Linked DNA regions of Mus musculus: all the other regions are linked to region 1. Evidence: chromatin loops called from intact Hi-C (ENCODE). Cell type or tissue: heart. All regions are shown on one strand.

The links. Peaks named below come from ENCODE experiments on the same cell type or tissue, not always from the same donor. Only the 100,000 strongest peaks of a DNase experiment are listed, where the experiment ranks them.
Region 2: a loop joins it to region 1, with 13 times the contacts of the local background. A loop is called at or near these places in 24 of 42 quality-filtered maps.
Region 3: a loop joins it to region 1, with 4 times the contacts of the local background. A loop is called at or near these places in 3 of 42 quality-filtered maps.

Annotation. Positions count from the first base shown.
Region 1 is chr11:114,633,069-114,641,068 of GRCm38, forward strand. No RefSeq gene overlaps it. Among named protein-coding and RNA genes, the nearest start is that of Gm31781, 11 kb to the left of the region's middle. In heart, a CTCF peak has its summit at 3,472 (motif pointing left); a DNase peak (open chromatin) is centred at 3,493; H3K4me3 peaks cover 1,700 bases; H3K27ac peaks cover 921 bases; H3K27me3 peaks cover 3,976 bases.
Region 2 is chr11:113,862,233-113,870,232 of GRCm38, forward strand. Sdk2 (sidekick cell adhesion molecule 2) reads right to left here. Exons shown (of 45, transcript NM_172800.3): 9 at 7,494-7,688; 10 at 6,618-6,734; 11 at 5,673-5,840; 12 at 4,760-4,862. Among named protein-coding and RNA genes, the nearest start is that of Gm51930, 62 kb to the left of the region's middle. In heart, CTCF peaks have their summits at 1,372 (motif pointing left) and 3,562 (motif pointing right); a DNase peak (open chromatin) is centred at 3,619; H3K27ac peaks cover 354 bases.
Region 3 is chr11:114,278,899-114,286,898 of GRCm38, forward strand. No RefSeq gene overlaps it. Among named protein-coding and RNA genes, the nearest start is that of Gm31318, 21 kb to the right of the region's middle. In heart, a CTCF peak has its summit at 4,515 (motif pointing left); no DNase peak of the experiment used is centred here; H3K27me3 peaks cover 1,291 bases.

The DNA of each region.
Region 1 (8,000 bases):
AATTGGAGGTCGAGACTGACCTTGGACGTTTTAGACTCTTTAGACTAGGTAAACAAAGAAAATAAGTACTCTTCTATTACAGAGGAGAAGCGAGGTCATTGCTACGTGTGGGATCAACAAGTTCAGAATCATTTCCGATGAACCACTAGCCTGCCCATGTCCAGGACAGCCAGGGATGCAGGAGAAATCCTGTCTCAAACAAACAAACAAACAAAAAACCCCAGAGACTTGAGTTGAAATGCATATCACCACATAAAAGCCAGATGCACAGCACAAATGTGTAATCCCAGCAATCCTACAGGGAAGTAGGGCTGGAAATGAAAGAGAACCCGAAAGCTTGTGGACCAGCGAGCTTGGCATGCATAGCGTACAAACAGCATAGAAATCCCGTCATAAGCATGGCAGGGACCAGCACCCAGCATTGTCCTCTGATCTCCACAGGACATCATGCCATAGGCATGCCCACATTCACACCCATGAATGTGCACGCATGTGCACACACACACCATACATACACAGGAAAGAACCTCTGACTCCCCTCTTCCTGGTTTATGTATACATATTTATACTTCCATATGTTAACTAATTTCTGGCTCTTTTCCCTTTTCACTTTATACCAAGATTATTGGCACTGGCTCATTTTCCAGTTTGGTCTTGGAGTTACAGAGAATTCCTACAGGGCTGCAGATAAACTTGGGAGGTACCCAACGCCACAGAAACCTCAGTGCCATGGCTGTCACTCAAAGGTAAATGGAATGGCTGCTAGGAGACATGAAGTCTCTCTTACAGAGTGTCCCAGTGTCTTCGTTAGGGTTAGGATTGCGGTGATAAAACACCATGACCAAAGCAAAACTTGGAGAGAAAAGAGATTATTTGGCTTCCTGGCTTGCTCCCTGGGGCTTGCTCAGCTGCTTTCTTATAGAACCCAGGACCACCAGCCTAGGGGATGGCACCACCCACAGTGGGCTGGGACCTCCCACATCGATCACTTATTGAGAAAATGTCCTGCAGGCTTTTCTGTAGCCTGATCTTAAGGAGGCATTTTCTCAATTGAGGCTCCCTCCTTCCAATGACTTTAGCCTCTGTCAAGTTGACATAAAACTGCCCAACACTTCTAATTACCTTTAACTGTAAACACGGCCTAGAGTCACCTGAGAAGGGAGTCTCAACTGATGGATTTCCAGGATTATGTCTGTGGGGATTTGTCTTGATTATTAACTAATGCTGAAGTTAGTTAAAATTAATCAATTAGAATGGTGGGCAGCACCATTCTCTATGTAGGTGGTCCTGGGCTGTGTAAGAGAGCCAGCGAGTGCCGGGAATAATTGAAAAAAGCATTTAATCTCAGCACTGGGGAAGCAGAGGCAGGTGGATCTCTATGAGTTTGAGGCAAGCTGATCTATATAGTGAGTTCCAGGCCAGCCAAGGGCTACATAATGAAACCCTGTCTCATAGGTAGGTAGATAGATGGATGGGTGGATGGGTGGGTGGGTGGATGGATGCATGGATGCATGGAGAGATAGATAGATAGATAGATAGATAGATAGATAGATAGATAGATAGATGAAAGAAAGAAAGAAAGAAAGAAAGAAAGAAAGAAAGAAAGAAAGAAAGAAAGAAAGAAGTACTAAAGTAGAGAAAGACAGTTAAGCAGGAGCTTGGAAGTCAGCAAGCCAGCAAGCAGCTTTCCTCTGTGAGTCCTGCCTTCAGGATCCTGTCCTGAGTTCCCACCTTGGCTTCCCTCAGTGATGGATTGTGACCTGGAATTGGGAGCCAAATAAACCCTTTACTCCTAACGTGGCTTTTGGTCGTGTTCTGTTACAGCGATGAGTTAAAGTTAGAACATAGGTGAAGTCATGCATTTGTTCTTGCTTTCATTAGACAAGGTCCAAATGTGTGTGGGTGGATGCTGGGTCACCCTGGGGAGGTTAGAATGATGCCAGTCCCATCTCCCCTTCACCACAGGCTCCCTGTGGTAGGTCCGTTCAAGGTGAATAACTCGTCAGCATTAACCTAGCAAAGATGTGGGCTGGGGCTGGGGCAAAGGTGACGCTGGTGGCTTAATTAACGTGACCTCACTATTAGGTTTCAAGGAACAGTCAGGCTGAAGCATCCAAGGGTCCTGGGACTGGGGTGTCGAGAGTTGCCCAGAGCAGAAAGCAGTTCCATACCCATCCTTGGAGAGGACTTAGACTCTCTCCCAGGGAAATCACTTGAGAGTCTCCAGAGGGAAGAGCTATCCTCGTCACCGGCAGCAAGCACTCCAATGTCCTTGTGTTGACCTTCAGCACAGCTGCCCTTGCTCCCCATCAGGTCCCATCTCCCCCCTAGACATTTGCCCAGACTAGGCCTCTCTCCCTGCCTGAGAACTTCCCATTGGAACTACCGGCCCTCAGAAACCTCGTTAGGACACTAGTTAGAGTGATCAGCTAATTCACAGCGAAGTGTTAGCAAAGGAAAATGGTTTACCCATCCTCAGGGTATTTTATTTTAATGGAGTCTTTGGTTGACAAATATTTACTGAACAGTCTATTACATGCAAGAAACTATGTAAAATTCCTAGGGGGAGCCAGGGCCTGACCTAAATAAATCACAGTCTCTAATGACGGAACTTGAGACTCTGTGGGGAAGCAACCAGGGGAGGCAGCAGATAACCTCTCTTATCTCTGTGTAAAGCCTGAAGCTTGTGATCTCCGGCCACCGTACTGCAATAGGGGCCCGTAGCCGTCACCACCCTGAGTGGAGACATTTCTAGGACTGCCCTTGGGGGCTCAAGAGCCAATCCCTGCCTTACATTTGAAGATTCCTAACTCTTGCACTGAAGAGCCGGGAGGAAAGTAAGTGTTGGGGTGTGGGGTGGGGATTGGGCTCTGTTCCTCATCCTCTGATGAGTATACTGGGGGCCTCCATCATTCTTCTTACTCCAATGTCCCTCTTCTGCCTCCATCTCTACAACCTCCATTTGGTACATTTTCTGGGAGCCTCTGGAACACACAAAGCTCTACCAGGAGTGAAGCTTGGGGCACACGGAAGTGTTCCAGGGTGTCGATGTGGCCCATGCTGTGATGCTATGTGAGGTGGGTTCTCCCCAGCTTTTGGCTGTCTTTCTCCTCTCCCCTCCCTCCACATCTGACATTGTCTTTCCTTTCTCTCAGCCAGGAAGCAAAAAGGCTCCTAAAGCCTGATTGCCCAGCTCCACCCTCTCCTTGCTGACAATGTCACGTACACACACACACACACACACACACACACACACACAGTTGTCTGCAGTTGGACTGGATGGAGGTAATGTGGTTCTGAACTCCAGGGATCCTCAGACGACTCACTACATAAAATATACGGAAACTCTTAAATAGACAGTGGCATCCACACTCACCCCGCAGGCACTTACCACCAGTTAGAACTTCCCTTGCAAGAGGCCATCCCCAGCTCCGTCTGTTAAGAAACACTGACATCTAGTGGCTGAATGTGGGACCTGCAGCAACGACTTGCCTTCCAAGAATAGGGTCCGTGGCTGCAAGAGCTGACCCCTCCCATGCCTCAGGACTTTCTAAACAGCAAAGAAACCCCAGCCCCAGCCCCCACCTCATGCTTCTCTTTGATGTTTTCATCCCTCCCCCTTCTGAAAAGCCCCCAGGCTCCCCAAGTACTATGAGAGTCACGAACCCCTGTTAAAATGGTCACGTATGCCTGGTTCTTGCTAAATGTATCCCAGAAGCTTACCGTTGAAAAGAGAGATGTCATAAATGAAACAGGCCGTGGATAATCCACAAAGTGAGTCATTAGGTGCTGAGTTTAAGCCCATGTGCCAGAAGCCACGCAGCGCTTCCAGCTCAGCACCACCGAGGGGGCGGGGGGGGGGGGGGAAGCAGACAGTAAAGTGAGCAAGGCTGTTTTCCCCACCAGCTGCCAATCATCCATCTGACAGCCTTGCAGGCATGTGGACCACAGCTGCTTACTCAGCGCTCCAGGTGCCAGGCAAAGCACTGGGCAATCAACAGTGTACAGTGCGTGTGCGTGTGTGTGTGTGTGCGTGTGCGTGTGTGTGTGCGTGTGCGTGTGCGTGTGCGTGTGCGTGTGTGTGTGCGTGCGCGCGCGCACGCGCGTGTACGTGTGTGTGCGTGCTCGTGTGTATGTGTGTACGTGTGTGCCTGTGTATCTGTGTGCTGGGGAAGGCTGCACAAAAGGAAGGATGTGCACAGCGTGAGTCACTGGCAGACATAAGCAAGTGAACCATAAAATAATCTAAATTCATTTATTCAACAAATGCTTCCAAGCACCTGCTGTGTAAGCGTGAGGAGCTGCCTCCCTCGCTGCATTGGGCTTCCTTCCACCCTCCCGCCCAGCATCTCCGGAGCAAAGTCCACCTCTTGAGCCTCCTTGCCTCCAACTGACCTACATTACCTCAATATTGTCTTTTCTCTACACAGCCCTACAACCCTGGGACCCAGCACACAGGAGGGGCCTGGTGTGTGCTTATTGGAGACATTAATCTAGTACAGTACCTACCCAGAGTGGAAACTCTTCGAAGAATGTTCCCCATGGCTGGACACCCCAGCCCTCCTCATACACGCCCACTGATGGGCGCTCATCATTCCCTAGATGGTTAGCCAGACCTGGCCTCTGAGGCAAGAAACACAAGCACACGTTGGATTTCCCTTCATGGCTCTTCAGGTTCCCCGCCCCCTCCCATCCTTCTGCTCCTATCTGCCCACTGCAATGACCACAGATGACCTCTTCCTACACCCCAACTACCAGCTTGCTTTCTTGTTAATTTTGGTTTTGGTTTCGTTCGGTTTCAAGTCAAGGTCTCTCACCATATAGCCTTGGCTGTCCTGGAACTCACTATGTAAACTAGGCTGGCCTTGAACTCACAGAGATCTCCCTGCCTCTGTGCTGGAATTAAAGGCATGCACCACTACATCCAGCCCCAGTTTCTTTCTTGAGGCAGTAGGGGAGGTGGCCACAGACCCTACAGCGAGACCCTACAGCAAGATCCCTCAAGGCTCTCTGCTCACTGGAGTGATGTCGCCCCACCTCCCAGTCCCCTTTTGCTTCAACTCTCCTGGGAAATATCCAAAGCCCTAGGGTGAGTCTGCCTGGCCAGCTCAGACCCCATTCCCCTCAGAGCCACTCCTACAGCCTGGGACGACACATGTGATTGTTCAGAGAGGTTACACGTCTTACCCTGTGGCCAGGGGGACAGGAGAAAACCCACTACAATTACCAGCCCACCTGCCTCATGTGGACTGGGGGAGGGATAGTTTCCCAACGGAGAGAGGGTATGTGACCAGGAAGAGAGGAAAGATGTAGAAGGGAGCAGGTGACTGTGTCCCCCAAAATGCATGTTCACTCAGATCCTCAGATGAACTCCCATTTGAGAGGAGAGTTTGTGGGTGTTCTGTGGATATGGGGCAAGAGGAGCTCGTCTCGAGTCAGTGTGGCACTAGATCCAGCCACAGTCCTTATATCAGGGCAGCGGGAGGGAAGGTGGCCATGTTTTCCTGGAGGCAGAGAACTGAGCAACAAGCCAGGGCCACCAAAAGCTCAGAGAATCAAGGAAGGGTCCCCACCCCACCCACACCCCCCTCACTATCCCCCCACCCCCACCCCCCAGCCCCATCAGGAAGCTCAGACCTGCTGACAGCTGAATCTCAGACCTCAGGCCTCTAGGAGAGAGACAAAATCCACTTCTGATATTGCAGGCCAACTTAGCGGTGGTTATTTTCTGGCGGCGCTGGGAGGGGCACAAGCTGGTGGGGACTCCAGGTGGCTTCCCAGAGTGGCATTTGCAGCAAGCAAGCTTGCAGCCTTCAGCTCAGCCACTGGGGTTGCCTAGCGGGGAGATTTTTTAAACTCCTAGCCCATTCGGATAATGTCTAAATAAGCAGAGAAATCTTGCGAGCATGGTACCTCAGGCCTATAATTTCAGCATGGGTGAGGCGAAGGCAGGAAGACTAGAGGTAGTTCAAGGCCATCCTAGGCTACAGGGTGGATTGATTCCAGGGCAGCCTTGACAACAAGGACGCTCTCTGTCTCACAAATAAATAATAAATCCCTCAGTGGAATTGACCTATGACCATCTCGCTCCCCTTCACATTTGATAAATTAGGAAAACCTGGAGTGTGTTGTAGTCACTCGGGGGACCTAGAAACTGTCAAGGAGCCAGACCTCCTGGGCCATGGGGAAAGCACACAAGAGCAGGCTGGGTTTGGTTTTTTTTTTTTTTTTTTTTTTTGGTTTTTGGGTTTTTGTTGTTGTTGTTGTTGTTGTTTTTGTTTTTTGGGTTTTTTGGTTTTTGCCTAAGACTATGACAGGGTCAGGAAGACAGGGTCCCCTGGCTGGGTCTTCACTCTCCTTGTCTAATTTAATTGTCTGAAGTTTGAAAAAGCGCAGACACCAGCCAGTCTTTTCTCCTGCCTCCTGAACCCTTCACTCTCTGAGACATCGTCTCTTCTCTATTATGGTTTTCAGGACAGGGCCACACTGGCAATCGATCTGCCACCTCCCGCTGACTTGACTGTGTAGAAGAGGGAGCAGAAGACAAAGTTATGTGTATCGGGCCCGGAGTGCCTGCTGTAGACAGAGAACCGGGAGCCCAGCTGCTTGCTCCACTGGCCCCGCCGCGGCCCACCCTGGATCCCCTTTAATAGCAAATGTCCCGCAGCCCCTCTAGCGGCCGGCCGCAGGTCAGGGGTTCATGCGACTTTGATGTTCTGACTCTTGCCTACCACCTGGGGAAGCCCCACCCCCCACCTCCGTTCACAGAGCTGACAGAGTCCAGCTTGCTTTTCCTGGAAACTCTTTGAAGCCCCCTTCAAAGCCAGTAGCGTGGTGAGCGCTACCTTGTGGCAGCGCGGCCGGGACGCCCTGAGGCTTGTCTCCAATTACCCAGTTCCGCAGAGGGGCAGCCCTGTCCCTCATCCTCTATAGCCTGGGTGGTTGCGCAGCAGGGCTGGGGTCCAGACTTGAGCAGAGCTGCAAAGCCACTATTGTACACGGCACAGTGTGGGCTCAGTGTGGGCCCTTCTTCGGCAGCTGGCAGCTGAGCGCCCCTAGACAACCCCAGAGCTGTTACCCAGCTTCAAGCCAGACAGAGGTGGAATGGCAAGGAACTTTCTCCAAATAACTGGAGCTTCAGTAGGAAAGGGTGTGGTGCTGGAGCTGTTATCCAGAACATTCTCCAGGCTTGAGGCTAAGAGTGCCTGGGCTCTCTGCACCTCCCTGGTATTTATTTAGCAACAGGTAACTGAGCCACCTGCTGCCCTAGGCCAGGGAGAAAAGAGGGAAGGCAGGTTTTGGTTTGGTTGACTTGGGGGTTGACTATATATATATATATATATATATATATATATATATATACATATACATATACATATACACACACACACACACACACACACACACACACACACATACATGAGTGTTTTGCCTTCATCTGTACATCATGTGCAGGCCTGTGTCCTTGAAGGCCAAAAAAGGACCTTTGATCCTCTGGAACTACTGGAGTTACAGACAATTCTCTTAACCACTAAGCCATTTCTGCAGGTCCTAGGCACGGTTTACACACACACACACACACACACACACACACACACACACACACACTACACACATACACACACCACGCACGAGCACACACACACACACCTAGCAGTCTTTCTGCACTTGGGTTTCAGGCTTGAGCCTCTCCCTGAGTTGTCTTGATTCAGAGTCCGTTTCCACCTCCTGGCCCACCCTCTTTCCCTGCCTCAATCTGCCAGATTCTTAAGAACAAACAAATCTCCTTCCCCATTAGCAAGACCATCAAGACAGCTGGGGGCAGCGGAGCCCCAAGCTCCTCCTGCTGCCTGCACACCCTGCTGCCTGCATACCCTGCCGATTCTACTTCCATGCCAAATACCTCAGCCCGGGCCTCAAAGGCTGGGAGGCTTCTGGGTCAGCTGAGGAGACCCCAGCAGGAGCAAGGGGCCCCAGAAGTGGGCCATGCCCACCTGCCC
Region 2 (8,000 bases), 770 kb before region 1:
TTGGCCCATTACATGCTTGCATACCTAAACTGTTTAAAATTCAAGACTTGTTATCTTTATTTTGTGTGTCTGAGTGTGGGCTTGCATGATATGTATGTATACTGCGTGCGTGCATGAGTGTGTGTCTTGTGTTTGGCGAGGATAGAAGAGGGCACGGATTTCTCTAGGACTGGAGTTAGAGTCGTGAGTTGCCACATGGGTGCAGGGAATCAACTCGTGTCCTCTGGAAGAGCGGCAGCCACTGAGCCTCGTCTCCAGCCCCTCTGTAAAGTTCTGCTGTAACATGGACATGACCATTTGTGGATGTGCTGTCTACAGATACAGTTGAGCAGCGATGCCAAAGGTCACGTGGCTCTCAAAGCCCAAGCCATCTTCTCCTGGCCCTCTATAGAAACGGTTTGTTGACCTCTGCGTTATGAAACCAGGTTTCTACAGTGACTCAATGACACAAAACCAGAGCTGGTGAGATGGCTCGGCGGGTAAAAGGTGCTTGCTGGCCAGCAGATGACTCAAGGACCCACGTGCTGGAAAGAGAGGACTGATTCCTCCGGGGTTGTCCTCTGACTTCCACGTGTGTGCAAGCCCACACAATAAAACAAAGCAAAGCAAAACAAAACAAAACAAAAAAGTCCCTCCTAGCATTCAGCATTATCAGCATCATCAGCATCATCAGCATCACCATCCTCCTCATCATTATCATCATCATCACCACCACCACCACCATGAGCATAAAAACCAAGAGATGGTCCTCTCAACAATGATTCTGAAGCCACTGGACATCATTGCTCCAGGCATAGTTGTAGTTACAAATCTTTATTTCAAAGTTGGTTACAAACCTAAAGGCACAGTGCAGAATCCCCCAGCTGCCAGGAGGTAGTGGGAAATCTAGAAGGCCTGGCCTTCAGTGCTGACTCCAGATACCACACTGAAGGCCTGATCCCTGTTGGAGAGGCGTGGATAAGACAGACTTTGTCAAAATTAAAATTTTCTACTCTTCCACAGATACTTCCAAGAGAATAAAAAGAGAAGCCACGGGCCGGAAGAAGATGTTTGCATGACAAATATCTGATAAGGCGCTGTTATCCAAAATATACAGAGACTTCTTAAAACTCAACCCTAAGAAAACAAACAGCCTGATTAAAAACCGGGCTGAAGTCCTTGTCGGATACCTCCCCAATGTAGGCACATGCAGAGGGAAACAGAAATGAGATGTTTGCCTCCTAGGCCACAGAGAAATGCAGATTAGCGCAGCGGATAGGATGGAAGGACTCTATTCTAGAGCATATTCTGCTATTGCAGAAGGCTGGAGCTCGGGATCTAGCACCAAGCAAGACAGGAAGCTCACAATTGCCTGCAACTCTGGCTTCAAAGGATCTGACGCCCTCTGGTGGACTCCATGGGTACTGCACTTACAGGCGCATAACCCTTGCCCTAGCCTCAGATGCACATAATTAAAAACAAACAAACACACACACACACACACACACACACACACACACACACACACACACACACACACACACAAACAAACTACTTCAGAACAGCAACAAGAACTATACCACAACTAATAGAATGTCCAACATCACTCAGTGCCTGCCAGGGCAATATCCCCTCTTCCAAGATGTGTACCATGCCTCTGAAAGACACTTGGGTGTTTGCTTCCCTCCCCACCCCCCTTTTCTTGACAGGGTCTCAGTATGTAGCTCTGGATGGCCTGGAACTTGCTATGTAGTTCAGGCTGGCTCCAGACTCACAGAGATCTGTTTGCGTCTGCCTCCTGAGTGCTGGGATTAAAGGTGTGTGCTATCATTCCTGGCTTGAGTGGTTTCTTTCAAAAGTAAACAAAAATATATACGTAGCCAGACTTGGTGGCTCATGTCTGTAATGTTATCACTTGGGAAGCTGGGGCAGGAGAGTGGCTACAAGTTTCAACCCACCTTGGGCTACATAATAAGAGCCTATCTAAAAAAGCCAGGCGTGCGCGCGTGAGAGCACGCACACACATACACACACACCCCTCTACCCATATCACATTCTTGGCATTATTTTCAGGAACCCTTTTGGCTCCAGATAACATCAGCCAATCTTTAGCAAATCAGAGATGTGTACAGAATTTGATTACCAGGATACTTGTAATGAGATTTCTCATATTAGCAAAAATTTAGAAATAATAATGAAAAGAATGCAGTCACTGTGAACTGGTAAACTGTTTCCCTCAGACAGTGGACTCTAAGCAATCCAGTAATTGAGTTGATGCAAACATATTTATTGACATGGCACAGGGGGCACAGTAGGTCCGCAAGGGAAAAGGATTAGAGACTAGAGTGTGTCTGGCTTCTTTAATGGAACTCAAATATCATTACTGATGGTGTCAAATTAAGGGGAATGGTTAACTGTACATGGGTTTTTCTGCTAGTCTTTTTTTTCTTGATCTGAATTTTCCTCTTGCAATGTAATAAATTCATTACATGGTAAAAGTATAAAAAGTATTTATTAATATTAATAATGTCTCAAAGTGGATTGTTCGTGTCCTGTCTAGATTTGGATCCAGATACCAAATAGATTCTTTGAGAATGGCGGGCAGCCTGCAGCTGTCTGGGCCTCACCCCTGGGGCCTGGCTTTGTCTTGACAGCACATTGCTTGGGATTTGAGCGTCCAATACTTAAATGTGAGCCGTTGGCTTCTCCCTTTCTAGTCTGCTCAGGGGACCCCGTTGTACTTTGTAGTTAGAATATCCTGTTTCTGGGAGAATATCAGAACCACTGGGCGGCTTTAAAAATACTGAGCATTGTGTCCCCTACCCCTATGTAATCTTGAGGCTGCAGATGGCAGCAGGGGCTGCCACTGCCCAAGGAGTGCAGGCTGGGAGCAGAGACAAAGGGCTGGCCTTGGGCAAATCTGTGAGCTCCAGGTTCAGTGAGAGACTCTTGGTGATTGATAGAGAAGAGATACTTGATGTCTGCCTCTTGCCTGTGCGTGTGCACACACACACACACACACACACACACACACACACACGCACACACACACATGTACACACACATGCACACACCTGTACACACATATGCACATACACACATGCATGCACATATGCACATACATGTATACATATGTACATGCAGGCACACAAATGCACGCATACACACAAGCAATGGAAACAGCTGCTGACATAACATAGTGGCTATTTGGGAGTTTTTCAACTAGCAGAACATAGTTGAGAACTAGAGAAAGGACACTAGTATGTCATCGAGACTGTGACTCAGGGGATGGCTTCTCTCTGAGGGCACTTTCACAATTGCTCTATTAATTTTTTTTTTTTTCTTTTAGAGAAAAATCTGATAAAGCCAGGATCCTGAAGTCAGTCTGCCAACATTCTGACTACCTCTGTGTGATTTCAGGGCTCATGTTTGTCCCTGCTGGCATGTTACAACGCCCCAAAGGTCAATGTTGAACACTTCATGAAGCGTTTCTCAGCCTGGGCAGGCCTGGAGTCCTGCAATCCTGGTTCCTCAGAACTCTATTATACTGATTGGCAGACTGTCCTCTGTCTAGTGACCACCAGGTGGCGCCCCAGGACACCACTGTGAGGCTTAGGGAGGCCATGTCTGCTGGAGGCAGGAGTGCCCGCCCCTCGTGGCCTCTTGGCCTCTGTGGCAATTGTGGGACAGTGTTACTACTCATTAGCTAGACAGCAACATGCTGGAATCTTCTGAAGGAGCAGTTATGCTGACTCCCAGCCTCTGGAGCTCTCCGGAGAGCACAAAGGGACACAACACACCCCTCCGTCTTGCGGCTCCCAGATCTTCTTATGGTTTGGGAGTACCCTGGGCGTCCTTGTTTGAGGTTGGGTCTGTGGAGCTTTGGTCCACAGACGCCCAGGCGAGACACTTGCTTTAGACCCACACTGAGCTCTTGGTCCTGGCTTTCCCACAGGGGCAGGAGGTAACTTCTGTTTAAGCTTTTCCTTTACATGCCCTCTGACGGGGTCATCCCCTGTCCTGTCTTAGCCCCGTGATCACCTCTGTGTCTTCTTGCCCAGACAGCTCCACTATGAATATTAAAATAAGACCTGAAGACCTTACAATAGGAGCTTAAACTAATTCATTCACACGAGGTTAGTTAGGGGGTTTAAAAAGTGGGGAGCACGCGGCAGGGGTCTTCTACCTCTTTATCCTAAACACCCTTTTCCCTTCCCTCTTCGTCTCCCTCCTCTCTTGCTGCCCCTTTTCTTCCTGTCTAGTATATGTGCACAATATGTGTATGGTGAAGTGCATATCTGCGTGCTAAGCGTGTGAGGCCAGAGGAGGATGCCAGGCGTCCTGTCTGTAATTTCTTTCCGTACTCGTAGACAGTGTCTCTCATTGAACCTCAGAAGTCTGGGGCAAGCTCCATCCCTCCTGTCTCTGCCTCTCCACACAGCTAGGGTTAGAGGTATTTATGCAGCTGTGCCCTGCTTTGGAATATGGGGATTTGAACTCGGGTCCTCGTGGTTAACACATAGGTGTTCTTAGCTCTGAGTCATCCCCCCACCCCTGAGTCCTCCTCCTTGCTCTATTTCTCTGTCTACCATCTCCTGCCTCAGGACTCTGCATCAACACGGTTCACACAGCATGGTCCTTAGGCACCAAGCCTCTTCTCCATCTCGCCCTGTATCCAGCTCTGGACATAGCCCCCCAGGTGAGGCCTTACAGACGGCATCAACTCCCCGATGCTGCCATCCTGTCTTATAAGCGTCCCTTCCCACTTTGCATGGAGTACCTGACAGTCACTCTGGGATCGTGGGTCACTCCACACACCATGGAGGCCTGGGTGCCCTTGATGACACTCTGGTCCTGGGGTGGCTTAGTGATGCGTGTCCGGGCTGTAAGACAGGGATATGTTTAGTGAACAGGGAGGTTGGGCTGACACCATAGTTGGCGGGGGAGGGACACGCTGGAGCTGCACATCTGGATGCTGGGAGATGTTGAGCGATGACCTCATATGTTGACAGGTTTATGTCACAAAAAAGTCCCAGGAGAGTGGAAAGGACAAACTGTCCCAGGGACACTGTGATTCTCTGAAGCCACAAACACGGTGTGGACTCGGTGCCATAGAAAGAATGAAAATTGCAAACTGAGAGTGACCAGAGCCACCAGGCCAGCTTCCTGGTGACAGGCAACTACTCACTCGAGGCCCTAGGGCTCAGCCTGGAGAGGTATGTCCATAAACCTGCATGTCTGGGGTGCACACCTCAAGTGGAAAAGGCTTGAGAGATCTGCTGGCTTCTCTCCAGGCTGATAATGGTGGGTGGCATACTGAACAGACAAGCTCACCTCAATGGGCCTCACCACCATGCCACTAATGTCTTGGCTGCTTTCTCAGCAGCACAAGGGTAGGAGAGGGACCCTGATGGACACTGTCTAGCCCGCAGAGCCAAAAATATTTACTCTCTGGCCCTGTGTTGATTCTGCCCTAAAATACATAAGACAGCTTTTTTATAGTTCTCTGGACTCAGCTGAGCATGGCATGACCTCTCCATCCAGTGGCCTTGCTGGCAGGGCCACCTCCTCCTGGTTCCTGGCTTCTGAGTTAATTTGTCATCATCCCTGTGACAGGAAGAGCCTTGGTTGTGTCAGCAACACAGTATGGGAGTACAGATGCTGGCGACCCACCCCTACGGATGGTCACTCACCCCACACCACCAGGTCTGCTGACGCCTCGTCTACTCCCCGAGAGTTGGTGGCCAAACAAGTGTAGGTGCCGGCGTCCGAGATGTGGGTTGGGCTAATGAGCAGGCTGCCAGATTCCAGCAGTGTGAATCGAGGCAGCTGGACAGAGCCACTGGCCAAGATGCGCTCCCCTGAGGTGACATAGGGTTTTATGGGTTATCAGATGAAACCTTGATGCTGGCCCTAAATGCTCCAGCATTGGAAGGTCTCAGCCGCCCACCCATCTCTGGACATGTTAAATGAGTTAAGTGTTAAGTGACAGGCTGAGCTGGGACTTGGTGACAGGCTGGGGCTCACAGGCTCACAGGGCAGCAGTACCCTTTCTATCATCCTTTCTGCCATGCCTCCACCCACCGCCATGTCTGTCCTTCACCCGATGAGGCCACAATCTGTCTGCTGTGGCTGCTTGCAGCCAGCTAGCCATGGCCTGGGGGCAGATGCACTTGGGCTGGGGAGAGGAGGCAGGACACAAGCTGACAAGGTGATGAGGGGTACCTCAGCACAGGACAGGATGCTTCTGGAGAGAGTCACCTTCAGGGAAGCTGAGGAGGTGATGGATGGATATAGGGTGTGGCGGGGCAGTGCAGGGGAGGCGTGACACAGAGAGAGATATACACAGGTAGATCGGTAGACAGACAGGCAGATGGATAAAGATTCTACCAGGTTGGGACAGATAGACCTCTTACAGTGGGACATAGGGGGTCTTGGGTCTGGCCTGGGAGACACAGAGACAGAGACAGAGACAGAGAGAGCAGAGCAATGTGGATTGTGAAAGATGGGCGGCGGCACAGTGTCTAGCCTTTACAGCTGCACGTGGGGAGCTCAATCCTGCTCACTCCTGAACCTAGAGTGGAAGGCTTTCCTAGACTCTCACGTGACTACGCCCTCTGAAGGACCATCCCGCCTACCTTTTTGCCAAGTGATAGCAGGCCGTGGTGCCCCTGAGGTCTCACATGCTAGTACCACCGACATGCCGTCAATCACCGTGCTGTCAAGGGGGCCTCTGGTGATATTAGGGGCAATGCCTGTAGGGGGAGGCAGTGGGATCTATTAGCGATATCTAGGAAGACCCCCAGCTAGGGGCTAAGTTTTTTTGTTTTTTGTTTTTTTTTCAAGACAGGGTTTCTCTGTATAGCCCTGGCCGTCCTGGAACTCACTCTGTAGACCAGGCTGGCCTCGAACTCAGAAATCCGCCTGCCTTTGCCTCCCAAGTGCTAGGATTAAAGGCATGCGCCACCATGCCCGGCTTAGGGGCTAAGATCTTAGAGCCCACAGAAAAGACAGATTTCCCTCCACTCCACCATCTGGCCCTGGTGTTACAGGGCCTTCTGCAGGGAGGCTCATAAGAGGTCCCCAGGTACCCGTCAAGAGAGGTCTGCCCTCTGGAACCTCAGACATCCACTAAGGGGAAACTGAGGATGCAGAGGGAAGCTCACACCCTCAGTGACAAACTCAGTGGAACCTGAGCTCCATTGAACATGCACCAGTTTGTGCAAGAACGAGCAGCTGATAGCTGCCTTTGTGCTGGGTCTCCGGAACCCTGGGTGACTCCTCTGACCCGAGGTCAGCAGACACAGGACCCACGAAGAAGATCATGAGTGAGCAGGGTGGACAAGATGCTGTGCTGAGGGGGTGTGAGGAGCTGGTGCCACATGGGACAGCCTCCCCCCCAAAGCCCCCCCCCCCCCAGTGCAGGTCAGTCCACCCTACCAGCAGTGAGTGTGGAGGGGTGCTGTGACTCATGGGGAGGCTCACTCAGAGACAACACAGGGGAGGACACTTACTGGTGACAGCCAGGTAGGTGGAGGTCTGGGCCTCGCCAGCTGCATTGTGGGCAAAGCACTGGAGCATGCCGGTGTCGTCGGGCAGCAGGCCGCTGATCTGCAGGCCGCCATCGCTGCGCTGCTTGAAGCGGGTTAGCTTCCCCACCTCCACCAACGCAGCGTCCTTGTACCAGGTGATGGAGGGAGGCGGTACCCCTGCGGAAGGCCAGGGCCATGGTCAGCCATTTTGCCCCATCCCAGGCCAGAGTCTGCAGGAGGTCCTAGGCTGCCTTGTTTTCTAGGATGCTCTCATAGGCATTGTTTTTATAGAGTATGCTCTTTTAAAAGTCTCAAAAAATTTAGGATAGAATAGAGATTTTTCAGAAAGTGGAAATCTCCTAGACTCAATTTCCTGCATAGACTAGGCATGGCTGAACACACGCTTTGTAATACAGTATTTGGGAGATACTGGATTTAAAAAAAAAAAAGTCAAGGCTATAAGACTATCCTCAGTTATATCGAGAGTTC
Region 3 (8,000 bases), 350 kb before region 1:
TGCTTTGCTTTAAAGATGACATGGGGGCTTTGGACAAGGTGAGGAGATAAGACAGAAGGGAGACAGGGTCCTGCCTGTGTCACACAGAGTGACCAATGAGCATCGATATTCTTGGGCTGGCTGAGGACTGCTAACCAGGACGTAACAACATCCCTCCAAAACTTAAAGGCATGGGAGTGGGGGGCTGGGAGAAAATCCCCCCTCTTCATTTTCCAGGAACGATGAAGGTGCTTGACTGTCACATGGCCCAGGACACAGACGGGGGGGGGGGGGGCTCTCCAACAGGCTGAAGCATGGCAGACATGGCGCCAACTGGTTTTGCCTTTTCCCCCCTTTCCCTCTCCGTTGTTAAAAACTGTTAGATCACATTCCTAAAGGCAGCCCTCAAGATCCATTCCCTCATTTGACCACTGACTCATTCCTGAGGCAAATCACAGAGCTCCAACAATCAAAATTCATTATTTGGCTAACATGTCTTATCAGGGTTTACCAACTTACCCTGGCACAGACTCTCCCCTCTTCTCCTTACAAACTCACTCCCTCAAAAAAACTAAAAACAAAATGCAAAAAGCAAAACAAAACACCTGCCGCTGTTGCTGTCTGTCTTCTGTCTGTCTGCCTTTGCAGCCTCCTCTACTGCTTGCCCCTCTGGGGTACTGTATCTTCTTTGTGCTGAGAATGTGGTGTCTGGGTGTGTGCTGTGATGGCTAGGGGAGGGGCAGCTATCCCTTACACAGACCGCATAGTAGGATGGTGGACATGCCACCAATCTAGCAATAAGATCAGGCCCACGGAAACAGGATTCTAGGACTGCAGAGCCCATAGCAACAACCTCCAGTCACCCCTGGGTATGAAAGAGTGGCAGGCTACTTTTTCTACATTCTAAGAAACAAGGAGGGCATTTCTCATCTGGCTGCCATATCCATCTGGCTCCTAGATGCTCACAGACTCCTCTTTCTACCCTAACACTCAGAACAAAGGTCCCAGACCCAGGCCTGAAGACCATCTGGATTCACTATGCTCCTGATGCAGGCCAAGAGGAGGGCTTGGGGCTGAGCCTCAGGGTCACATCCTCTGGGTATCAGTTGTCTAGAGTTCACAGTTTCCAGGGTCTTCCCTGTTCATTAGCTCAGAGCCACCCATAGCAGCTATGTACCAAGTAGTACTTCAGAGACTCTCTCTCTCTCTCTCTCTCTCTCTCTCTCTCTATATATATATATATATATACACACATACACATATATATGCATGCAGCTGCCACCACTGCCAAATTAAGATGCAATGAACCACTAGCTACACTAGTGGAAAACCCAACAGAAAACTGGATTCCTGGCTGCAGAGAGGCTGTCCTATGGGCCTAGACGTGCAGTTCAGTCCCTTCGATTCCACTCAAGGCTCTGAAGTTACCTTCCACTCACCCATCCCCTTGACTGAAGTTTTTCTGCAGATCTCAGTGTTCTGGAGACAGAGGCTTGGGTATACATTTTGCCATGCACTCCCTAGATTTCCCTGAGTGGCTCATATGCCCATTTCACATCTCCCCTCCCCATCCCCAAAGCCTGAAAGCAAGAACCTCAACCTCTAGAGAGAATTACAAAGATTCATTTGGTGAATCGTGCTGGCAGTGGTAGCCAGACATGGAGTCCGCCCCACCCTGCCACTGCTCCAGGGGCAGCTCCATCAATCTCTAAGAGCCACTTCTGCCTCAGCTCTAGAGTGAGGAGGGAGTCTTCATCTTTGTGTCCTTCTGAAATAGTGCAGGCACGGGCTGGGCCCTCAGCTTCTCCCTCCTAGATCCTGGCAGCGTTGGGACCTCAGAAAGATCTGGGCAGAAATGCTTCCAGCTGACTCGGTGCGAAGGAGTCAGCTAGCCGCCATTCACTGTCCCGGAAGGCATCACCGCTGTGGAAAAGCCCTGGGGTTCTCATCTCACAGTCCCGTTCTCACGCAGGAGGAGGATGCTTCACCTTACCCTCGGCACAAGTATGTGTCTTCTATGTCTTCCTGATTCTGACTAATTTCTTAACTCTATCAGGGTTCTGGTTGCCAATAACAGAGGCTCACATTGAGGGAATGTTCTGGAAGGATATTGGAACACAAACTATTAATGTGAGGATGGGAAACAGGTGGGAAGTTGAGAGCAAGTGGTTTCTAGAAGCTGGGCATCAGAATCTGTCTGAGACATGGCACTTCTAACACCACAATTGCTGGACCATTGCCTCCACGGGCCACTGAAACAGAAGACTAACCTACCCCCACAGCTTCTCAGTGTACACACGCCAAAGTCAAAACCAGAATGTAACGATTGGCCAATCCTGGTCACCTGACTAGACTCTGGCTATTAGGATTGGCTGTTGGGACTGGATAGGCTGGGTCACATGGCAGCATCAGGCTGCCGGATGAGAAGGTGTCCGTTTGTTGGACTGGCAGTGGGTTCAAGGCTGTCACTCACAACCCTGCCCACGGGGCAAAGTCTGCTCTCTGTCCTTGAAGCTCCTCCCTCTAACCCCTGCCCAGTTTCTCTGCGGGCGGGCTGGGCTGGTGCCCTATTAGCAACTCACCCACGTTCTCCACTTAGGGCAGATAAATTGGAAACCTCCCCTGGGGAGGAAGGATGGCAAGGATGGGCTCTATTACAAAGCAATATGCTGAAGGGGAAGAGGGCCATTTGGACAGGAAGATGGAGCCGGGAAATTTGGCTTGTCTCCCTGCGTCGGGGGCAGGATTGATTTCATTCATAAATACTCTCGTTGATCTTGAGCTCCAAAGCAGGCTGTGAAGGCCGCTAATGAGTCCCCTTGACCTTCCCTGCACCCACCGTCACAGACACCCCTTCCAGACCTCGCCCTGGTCTTCCCTTCTTCCCAACTTCAGCTATTTAAGGGATGGAGTAACCTGAGAATAAAGGCCAAGCAAAGTCTTTGAACTTGGTGTGAACCTCAGTATCCCCGGGCCTGAGCCAACCCCTTAGCCTTCCCTTTCCTTCCATCTTCCTCAGTTCCCATCCCCTCTTTAATTAAGATGGTGTTTCATGAGCCCAAACCGAACTCAAGCACACTATGTATCAAAGATGACCTTTAACACTTGACCTTCCTGCCCTAGTCTTCTGAACACTGGGCGTGGCTGAACAGCCCAGCCAATCAGCTTTCCCACCGGAGTCTTCCTGTTTAGAGGTTCCTCTCAATAGCACCACCAACTGGGGGCCAGACCTTCCCCACCCGTTAGTGTAGCCTAATGACCATCGCGTGCCCCTAGCTTTGTGCCTTTTGTAGTACGTAGCCTTGAGCTCTGAACACCTTCCACACGTATGAACCTGCTCCTCCCAGTCCTGGCTGCAGCCCATCTCAGCCACCTTGTCCTCGCTGACAGATGAGGGTAATTGGTACCCATTCTCCAAGGACCCTCTCCACGTGGATCTGTAGACAAAGGATTTCAAATTGATTTAAAGCCGGTGTCAGGCTGGCTTAAAGAAAAATCTCCACAGAAATTAGTCAGTTTAACATTTGGGAGCTGCTTAAGCAAAAATCTCCACTGGGTGATCTTGGGGACAGCGCCCTCACCCTCCCTACGAAGGCAATGGGGAAGCTGAGGTGCTAGGAAGAATAGGGATACCTTCTCAGTTTAAAGGACTGGAGTAGGCATTGCCCAAGGATACCAGGGGACCATGGCCACTGCCCTTAGAGTCTGTCTCTGCCGGGGGGGGGCGGGGGGGGGCTGGGGGCTGAGATTGGCTTAACTGATGGCTAACTCACTTGTTGGCTCAAGTGTCATCCATCAGGCCAGACGAGTACCAGTGTGGGCTGGCCCTGATCATCTGCTGCCTGGATTGTCTCACCAGATGCCTATGTGATGGTCCAGGCTCCAGTCCAACCTCATCCAACCTACCCTGCCCAGGCACCGGGGCGATCTGCCCCCAGCACAAAGCCAAACAGGCTGCTCTCTCAAAGAAGGCAGTGTTGTGTTGCCTCCATGACCCACAGGCTACAGACTTTCACTCTCTGATGAGAGGAGGGAGGAGTTTTGCTCTGTGGAGCTGCTGGGGTCTCTGGTTCATCTCTCACACTCCATAACTCCAGGATAACGTACACAGAGGCTCGGAGTTTCTCACACTCTTCCCTCTGGCCGAAACACCCCACACCTCCTCCCTCCTCCCACACCTCCCACCCCCACCCCCACACTTCAGGTATACTATCAAGGCTGCTTCTCTCCTGAAACATTCATTGCAGGCCATCACCCCTTGCACAGGGCTCTCTCAGAAGGGAGGTCACTTCCCCTCCTATGCATCTGGTTCAAACACTCTTGGTGGCTTCCTTGTCAACTAAGGCAGATAGGAGCGAAGCCCAACTAAAATACACCTTCACATTCACACCTCCAGGGGCCTACATCCCCTGCCCCCCCCCCCCCCCCGCCCCAACAGTTCTTCTGTGAGCCCATCCATGGATTAATCCATCCTTGAGGTTAAATACCCTCCATAATTCACTTACCTCTCAATGGCGCCACCAACTGGTGGTGATGGGGACACTGCCCATCCAAGCTGTAATACCTAGGATTCCACTGGAGACTGTGGTAGGTAACCCCCTAAAGGTAGGCACAAGTTTCTGTGACTCGTGATTATGTGGCTCACACCTGGACTCTATGGGAAAAGATATATATATATTTTTTTTTTTTTTGATGTAACCAAGAACTGTGAGGTGAGCTTAATCGAGATCACTGGGATGCCGCCTAAGGAGCATAAAAAGAAAGAGGAGGGAGGCTGGATCTCTAACATGTCAGAGGAGCAGAGGCTCTGTGGCCCTGGGCAGAGAGGAGAGGTGCAGCCGCTGTAAACAGGTATAGGCAAGGATGAGTCCCCTCTGGAGCCTCCAAAGGGAGGGGGACCCTGGTCACACCTCAAGTTCAGTCTTCTGGCTTTCAGACCAGTGAAAGAATGACGAGCCCCGTTGTTTCAAGCCACCGAACTTCTGGAAATGTGTTAGAGCCACCACTGGCCACTCATACAGAGAGTCCCAAGAGAAGGATGGAGCTTGCGAGACTCTGGCCAAACTCCAGCAAGGAGAAATCTAGCTGCTTGAAACCCTTACCGTGGACGGGCATCTTTTCAAGGAACGGAAGAGGGGTCTGCCTATCCCCCAAGAGAGGCCTTTTCTTGGGGCAGGACGAGCTTTTCTTTTTCATCCCTAGGCTCGTTGAGGGACTGATGGAATGAGGATTTTCATCTCGAGGCTCAAACCACCAGGATTTCAAAGCTGCCTGCTTCTCAGGGTTAAAGTTCCTGGGCAGGAAGAAAAAAAAATCTCTGTGAAAAGTTTTCTGAGGCCAGGGAAGGTGGTGAGTTATTCCCTTTGAGAGATTTCTTTTACATGTTCACCTCTGAAGTAGCTAAATGAACGGAGCTGTCGGCGTGCTCGGCGCGCTGGCTGTAACGTGTCCGTGAGGTACCGGGGGAGCTTGTTAAAGGGTAGTTCCCGATGCATCCAGCCTAGGCCTGGCCCCGGCTGGGCCTGAGAGCCTGCATGTGTAACAAGCTCCAGGGAGACACCCAGGCTGCTGGCTCACAGGACACAGGACTGGCAGGTTGTGAGTCAGTGACAGGGCTATAGTCTGTTGACTCTGAAGGTCACTCACTCTGTATCCACCAACTCAGCTGTCATGTCCTCCTGCTAAGGAGAGGGAAACTGAGTGAGGGGAGGGAGGGGTGTCACCTAAGGTCTCAGAGTCTCAGAGTTGCATGGGGTTATTAGACTGAGCACCATCCTGGGCTTGTTGCTGCGGTGATGGTGACGGGGAAGATGGAGGCCTTTCCTTTAAGGGTAAGAGCCCTCTCTACCCTTCGGCCTGGCAGTTAAACTGCCCATCCGCCTCTACATTTTGAAACACACGTCAGCTGCCAGGCTGATCGATAGGCTCGCTCATCTGTGAGGTTTGAGGCTCTCTCCACAGATGTAATCAGGGCTCCAGAGACGTCCTGGCAGCGGGCACGTGGGGAGGGAGCGCGGCAATACGTTTAATCAAGGAGCAGATGGGGAGCTGATAGAGTGTGTAGAAAAATCAGGTTTCTGTGATAACATTCTCTTCCCCCACTCAGCCTCCGCACCCCCTGGCTTCTCCATCAGGACTCCCGGTGCCAACTCCAGCCCTGCCCTTTCCAAAGATGGTTCCCCCCCCCCGAACTCCAGTAGGGCCCCCTTTATAGAGATATGAAGCTTGGGAGTGAGGAGAGTGGATTGGGGAGGGATGGGTTGCTGCATTTGGAACCTAATTCCCCTCTCTAGGCAGGAGCCTGGAGAGGACCGGAAGCCAGGATCTAACAGACTGAACACTAAGCACTGGAAAAGGCATTGGAAGAGCTACCAGCCAGAGCCTCCTGCAGCTGGCAGAGAGGACGCTGGGCTGGTGGCCTGGGTACTCCATTCACAGGCTTGCCCCAACCCAGTGTCTTGCATTATGGTCCCAAGACAGGATCTATGGAATGGTTGTCACCGAGGGTGGCTTTGTCCCCAAAGAACATTTGGCAATGTCTGAAGACATGTTCTGATTGTCACGACGAGGGTGGGAGGGTTCTCTTGGCACCCCGTGGGTACAGGCTGGGGAGGCTCGAAACGTCTCCACAACACAGGACAGCCTCCACAGCACAAATAGTCTTCCCAAAATGTCAGCAGAGCCCAGCTGAGAAATCCTGCTCCTCGGAGAGCCATCACTGGCCACAGCTCTGGTTAAACCCACTGACCTGTCTCCAGGTGGGCGTGTCTGGCTCCTTTCCCCACCCGTGTCCATTTCCCAGGCTAGCTCATGGAATCTGCTCAGGGACACGTGAAGTGCATATATGTCCATGTATACATACACACACTCCAAGTCAAGTGCCATTAAATGGGCTTGGGCCTTTTATTAGTTCTGGGGAATCTGTATATAAGTAGAGGTTGGGGGTAGGTGGGGAGTCTTTTCATCTCCCCCCACCCCCCTATCCCTCTCCTTCTATGCCCAGCCCTTTCTGGTGCCTTAACTTTGAACCTGGCTTTGTTCTACAACAGATGTGTATAGAGAGACCATATCTGTTCCATGTCCCTCTGATTTGCAATTGGGCTCTGTCCCTCCTGGACCTGAGAGTCCAGCTACACAGAGGGCATGCTCTCTGCCTTGGGAGATCATCTTCCAGAACAAGGTGGCCTCCTAAGGCAGTTTCTTGGAGAACCGCACCCACCCCACCCCCCCCCCCCCCCGCCATCCCAGATCTGCTCCCTTAGTCGGGTTAAGGTCTCCGCATGGTGAGTTACTTGATAGAATCCATGTCTTCTCATCCCTGTGGGGTCAGTGCATCCAAGGCACTGAGCTCAATGTGTTTAACTAAGGTCTTCTCTGCCATCTCCTGACTATGTTTTTATCGACATTTGATAAGTGAGAAACTGAGTCTCAGCAAGGTTAACAGAACAACTGTGCTGGAGGTCACACAGCAGGTAAAACAAAAACAAAAACAAAAACAAAACAAGATTGGAGGACTTGACCCCATAGGTCACTGCAAAGACCAGTCTCTCAGGATTAGGCTCCTTGCTCTGTCTCCTTGGTAACTCCTTGAAAGTGATCCACACACCCACGGCATCAGTGTGACCTAGGACTTGTTAGACACAGAGATCCCAGCACTGCCCTGAATGTAGAACTGGATATGAGCTTTCCTATGGGAGATCTCAGGACTCACAGATGTGGGGATGAGATGGTTATGGGATTCCCTGCTGGAGGGCAGTGAGGCTGGGGGTGTGAGCAGGACCCCCAAAGCTGGCCATCCCCTGTGCCTAGTAACTGTATCCCAGCATTCTCTCTTTGGTTACTCAAGAATGCTGACCTGCAAGCTGGGGCGCATGGCTCAGTGGGTAGAGAGCTGGTGCAAGCTCAAGGGCCTGAGTTCAAATCCTCAGAATCCTACATAAAAGCCAGGTGCAGCGGCTCATGTCTGTAATCCCAGAGTGGAGGTGTAGAATAGACAGGGGTAGATTCTGGGATTCACCAGC